2 separate regions of the Homo sapiens genome follow, and region 2 is linked to region 1. The links are chromatin loops, found by intact Hi-C in ENCODE. Cell type or tissue: CD4-positive, alpha-beta T cell. All regions are shown on one strand. Each heading gives the region's core, and the rest is flanking DNA. Links, peaks and the distances in the headings are about the cores only. Region 1 has its middle 34 kb from the start of UBE2Q2. Region 2 overlaps FBXO22 (F-box protein 22).

What was found. A loop is a pair of places that touch in the nucleus more often than their neighbours do. Peaks named below come from ENCODE experiments on the same cell type or tissue, not always from the same donor. Only the 100,000 strongest peaks of a DNase experiment are listed, where the experiment ranks them.
Region 2: it touches region 1 in a loop (2.3-fold over the local background); 30 of 110 quality-filtered maps call a loop at or near these places.

Annotation. Positions count from the first base shown.
Region 1 is chr15:75,808,281-75,811,200 of GRCh38, reverse strand. No RefSeq gene overlaps it. Among named protein-coding and RNA genes, the nearest start is that of UBE2Q2, 34 kb to the left of the region's middle. In CD4-positive, alpha-beta T cell, for the core only: no CTCF peak of the experiment used is centred there; a DNase peak (open chromatin) is centred at 1,050.
Region 2 is chr15:75,920,502-75,923,421 of GRCh38, reverse strand. All of the region lies in intron 5 of FBXO22 (F-box protein 22), which reads right to left. Among named protein-coding and RNA genes, the nearest start is that of FBXO22, 18 kb to the right of the region's middle. In CD4-positive, alpha-beta T cell, for the core only: a CTCF peak has its summit at 1,493 (motif pointing right); a DNase peak (open chromatin) is centred at 1,501.

The DNA.
Region 1 (2,920 bases), core at 114-2,613:
GATATTTGAGAAGGCATTCACTGTCAAAGAGAAGTGTTTCTGGCAGAGAGAACAGCATGTGCAAAGGTCCTGAGGTAGGAGGGAGGGAACCCTCAGGGATCTGAGGTGATAGAGGGAGTAAGAGAGAAAGAATGAAGCAAAAGGTGGCTGCAGAGGCAGGCAGGGGCCAGATCCTGCAGGCCAAGGGTGAGTCAAAGCCATTGCAGAATTTAGCAAGAGAGTGACTTAATAATATTGGGCTTTTAAAGATGAATATGGCTGCAATACCAGAATGGCTGGTTGGAAGAGGCCAAAGTGGAAGCTACTGGGGATGTCTGTGTAAGAGCTGACAGTGACCTTGTGGTGGAAATGGGGCACAAGAGAGGGAGACTGTGCTGGGCTTCATCATGGTTGAATGCAGGAGAGAAAGGAAGTATCAGGGAGATGCTGGCACAACCAGGGAAGACTTTCATCACCCACTGGGTACGGGGGAGGGTGGTTAACCTGTGGGGAGAAGCAGGGCACTTATCCAGGGTGGAAAAGAGAGAGAGTGAGGAGAAGGAGCAGGAGTAAGAGAGCTAAAGCTGAGAACTCAAAGGACCAAGGAGAAGCTACAGGGCCAGCTCACAGAAATGGCGCGGAAGGAACTCACTTGTTGCCCCAGCTTTCTCTCATTTCAGTCTCAAAGAGATCTTGCCGGTTAGGCGGACACTTTCTCCACTTCGCAGGGTAACCAACTATGGATCAGATCTTCTTCTGACATCACAGAGCTGGGACTTGAATGCAAGTCTGTGTAACTACAAAGCCCACACTCTGCTCTCTGCCAGGAGCCCCACTCCTGCCCCGATCCCTGGGCCGATGAGTTATATCGAGGCCTATAGCCAAAATGAAGGCTCAAAGATTCCCCAGCAGGGGAAGAAAGTGGCTGGGTGGGAGGGCTAATTCTCAATTCCTGTAGTTCATTCAGATCCTGGAGCCTGGGGGAATATGGGAAAACCAAGGCAGACACAACGTGGAGAAAGCAAAGGTCAGTATTTCTCTACCCTGGCTGCACAGTGCCATCATCAGGTGAGCTGTGAAAATTCCTGGTGCCCAGGCCATCCCCCACCAATTAGCTCAGAATCTCTAGGGTGGGGCTTGGGCATCAGAATGTTTTCAAGCTCTCCAGGTGATGCCAAGCTCTCCAGGTGCAGCCAGGTTGAGAACCATGGGCATATCAGCCCCTCTCCTGAGACCTACTCTATCTCAGTCTAGACTTATCTTGGAAGGGCCTCCCATAACTGTATTTGGGGCCACACTGCCCAGGATCCCAGCCTAATCTGAGTTTAGGTCCTAATTAAGATCTTTAGAGACCCAAGACACTGCAAAATTATTGTGCAGAGCTCCTCTCTTTCTTTTCTTTCTTTCTTTCTTTCATTCATTCGTTCTTTCTTTCTTCTTTCATTTTCTTTCTTTCTTTGCCTTTCTTTCTTCCTTTTCCTTTTTTTTTTTTTTTTTTTTTTTGAGACAGTTTCTCTCTGTCATCAGGCTGGAGTGCAAAGATGCGATCACAGCTCACTGCAGCGTCAACTTACCAGACTCAGATGAATCTCCCACCTCAGTCTCCTGCACAGCTGGGACCATAGGCACATACCACCACATCTGGCTAATTTTTGTATTTTTTGTAGAGATGGGGTTTCACCAAGTTGCCCAGGATGATCTTAAACTCTTGGGCTCAAGCAATCCTCTGCCTCAGCCTCCCAAAGTGCTGGGATTACAGGCATAAGCCACCACACTCAGCTCCCCTTTTTCTTAAGTAATTCTAAATAAAAACAAGACTAAATTATAAAATAAAATTTGACATGGGCATTTTTGGAGAAATGACACAAAACTTCCATGATAGCTGAAATTAAAATATTTATTTTTGGATTTTCTATTTGTGTGTGCACACAGGTACACACTTGTCCTTGGTTGGTGCCCTATGTGTGTACTTGCTCTATGTAGTAGGTTAATCTGCACAGAGTCTGAAGGCACAATTTTCAGTAAACGAAAGCTCTACATAGCACAATTTCCAAGCAGTTGAGACTGAAGCAGCAGTCTCCTTCTGGGTTTAATTTGAATTAACTCATTATGTCAGAGGTTGCAAATGTTTTTCTGTGAAAAATCAGACCTTGGCGATGACACTGAGCAGTAGGATATAAATAACTCCACAAGCTTAGCGTTCCAGTAATGGAACGCTAAGCATAAATGTGTAAACTGCCAGGATGTACTTGTGCAGGAAACTGACAATTTTCAGCAAGAAATCTTCAGATGAGGCTTGTCACTCTCCAGTGTAACTCTAGGGCCTGCTTGGCAGGGGGACCAGCTTTGGCTGGAGGCTGGGTCAAAACGGCGGCCCTGGGATGGCACCTTCCCATCCCATGGAGGGAGCTCTGTTGGGAACATGAGACAGACCAAGAAGACTCATCCATTAGGAAAGCGGCCCTTGGCCTGTCCGGTTTTAATGGAGGAGGGTGCTTGGTGCAATGACCACTTCTGATGGGGAAACTAGTTGAAGACATGGGCATTGTCTTTCCCATGTGTGCCCCACTGGGAGCCTAAACTTGATGGGTGAAAAGTTCCAAGAGATGAATCAAGAGCACTATATATATCTCGGCCGTCCAGGCTGGGCTCCTCCCACCACCCCTCAGTCCTGCCCTCTGGAACCCTTAGCAGGCTGGCAGAAGCCCTTTTTGGGGTCCAGACTTATGACCAGGATGCCTATGGCTTCCTAACCCCCAGGTAGGGCAGCCTAGTGTAAAGATCCTGAAAGCAGGAGAACAGCAATTGATCAAGTGAACCCAAGATAGGACTAAAACTGTCTCTGATGGCAAAACCTTTGATGACGAAGAGTCTGGCCCATAGAAAGATGGCCCTGAGCATGGCACCTCTGACCAAATCCCTCACTCTGACCTACTGAGCG
Region 2 (2,920 bases), core at 149-2,648, 110 kb before region 1:
TGGGCAAAGCTTCAATTTCCAGAAGAAAATGATGCCTTGGAATAAGCCAAAACTGCTGACATCAAGCAGCTCAGGAAAGGACACCTATAAGAAAGCTTCACAGAGCACAATAATTCTGGGGTTGTTTTTCCTTCCAGTTTTCTCATTCCTATACTTGGCACTATAATGCAAATATGATCTAACAAATATAGCAATTTTATCACAAAAGGGTTTCTGCTGCTCAAGATTTTGGCTCTTATAAACTGACAAAACTAGGGTCCTAGCTTCAACCAGTGCCACATATCAGGGCCTCATCAAAGATTCCCAGGATGCTCAGGTGGACAGAGGACAGAGTACTGCCCAGGAAACAGCTATGTCACCTCTCTGGACAAAAAAGGCAGCACACAAAAGGTTTGGCCATATGACCTTTAGCAGCAGCACTGAATCAACAGCCAAAACAAGCATCTCTAATGGGGTTTGATTTTTCCCAATTTCTTCTCCCAATCCCGCTCCTCCTGTCCCAGTGTTCCTATTTCTGGTCTCTGCACCACCATCACCCTTGTCTCCTAGGATCAAAACTCAAAAGTAATTACTGAGGCTTCCCTTCTCTTTCACATCTAATCATTTGTTCATTTCCTCCAATTCATTCCCTAGTCCTCATGCCCTAGTGTTATTTCTTGCCTGGACTCTAAAGTGGTCTCCCGCTTCCAGTGTCTCCCCACACAGGAGGGCCACATTCACCTCTGCTCGATGACATCTGAGTAACAGCTACCATTTTCTGTGTACAGGAGCTAAGCCCAGACTCTTTAGCCTGGCCTGAATGCGCCCCACCCTTTGTTCCCATGACTTCCCTGCACATAACCTTTGCTTGCAAAATGATTACTATTTCTCCAACATGCTCTGGGATTTCCTGGCTCTGTGCCTGTGTTTCTATGTTCCTTCAGCCAGTGATATTACTCATCCATATCTCTCATATGCTTCCCATCCTTCAAGGGCTTAAATACCACCTGCTTCTGGAAGCCTCCTTGATCCCTCCCACTGGCAGAACCCCTACAGCAATCTACCCATTCTGCTCTCACAGAACACCTCACATACTCACTTGGGTTATGATTATGCAGTCAAGCACCACATAACACTTTGGTCAAGGACAGCCAGGCGTGGTGACACGCACAGTAAGCATATGCAACAGTGGTGCCAGAAGATTAACAGAGCTACAAAATTCCTACTGCCTAATGTGTAGCACAACGCATTACTCAAATGTCTGTGGTGATGCTGTTGTAAACAAGCCTATTGCAGTGCCAGTCGTATAAAAGTATAGCACATACAATCACGTACAATGCATACTTGGCAATGACAATGAATGACTATGTTACTGGCTTATGATTTACTATCCTATACTTTTAATTGTAATTTTAGAGGTTACCCCTCCTACTTATTAAAAAAAAAAAAAAGTTAACTGTAAAACAGCCTCAGGCAGGTCCTTCAGGACGTATTCCAGAAGGAGGCACTGTTGTCATAGGAAATGACAGCTCCACATGTATTACTGCCCTGAAGACCTTGCAGTGGGACGAGATGTGGAGGTGGAAGACAGTGATATTATCTTGACTCTGTATAGGCCTAGGCTAATGTGTGTGACTGTGTTTTAGTTTTTAACAAAAAGCTTAAAAAGTTAAAAAAAAAATTAAAGGTGGAGAAAAGCTTACAGAATAAGGATATAAATGGAAATTTTTTTTGTCTAGCTAAAGTTAATTTATTATTAAAGAACAATTTTATTTTATTTTTTTGAGATAGAGTCTCGCTGTCGCCCAGGCTGGAGTGCAGTGGTGTAATCTTGGCTTACTACAACCTCTGCCTCCCAGGTTCAAGCGATTCTCCTGCCTCAGCCTACAGTAGCTGGGACTACAGGCGCACACCACTATGCCCAGCTAATTTTTGTATTTTTAGTAGAGATGGGGTTTCACCATGTTGACCAGGCTTGTCTCAAATTCCTGATCGCAAGGGATCCACCTACCTCGGACCTCCCAAACTGCTGGGATTACAGGCATGAGCCACTGTGCCCGGCCAAACAAAAATGTTTCAATTAATTTAATGTAGCTTAAGCATACAGTGTTTATAAACTATATAGTAGTATACAGGGCTAGGCCTTCACATTCACTCACCACTCACTGACTCACCCCACACCAACTTCTAGTCTTGCAAGTCCCATTCATGTTAAGTGCCCTATAGAGGTATACTGTCTTTCATACCATGTTTTTACTGTACCTTTTTAATGTTTAGATATGTTCAGATACACCAATACTTACCATTGTGTTACAACTGCCTACAGTATTCAGTACAGTAACATGCTGTCCATGTTTGTAGTCTAGGGGCAATAGGCTACACTGTATAGCCTACACATATAGTAGGCTGTAACATCTAGGTCTGTGTAAGTACTATGACATTCACACAACAACAACATTGCCTAAAGATGCATTTCTCAGAACTCATCCCCGTCATTAAGCAACATATGACTGTATATGTATTCTTCATACCTTTTCTGGAATGTCACTGAGACAGAATCTACATCCAGTTATGTCACCTTTAACATGCTGAATAAATTTTTATTTATTTATTTATTTTTGAGACAGGGTCTCACTCTGTCACCCAGGCTGCAGTAGAGTGGCGTGACTTCAGCTCACGGCAACCTCCGCCTCTTGGGCTCAAGCAATCCTCCCACCTCAGCCTCCTAAGTAGCTGGGACTACAGGTGCGTGCCACCATGCTTGGCTAGTTTTTTAGTTTTTTTGTAGAGGTGAGGTCTCACTATATTGTCCAGGCTGGTCTCGAACTCCTGGGCTCAAGCGATCCTCCCGCCTCAGCTTCCCAAAGTACTGAAATTACAGGCATGAGCCACCATACCAGCCTGAATAAAATTAATGTAGGAGTTCTACATTATGAGCCAA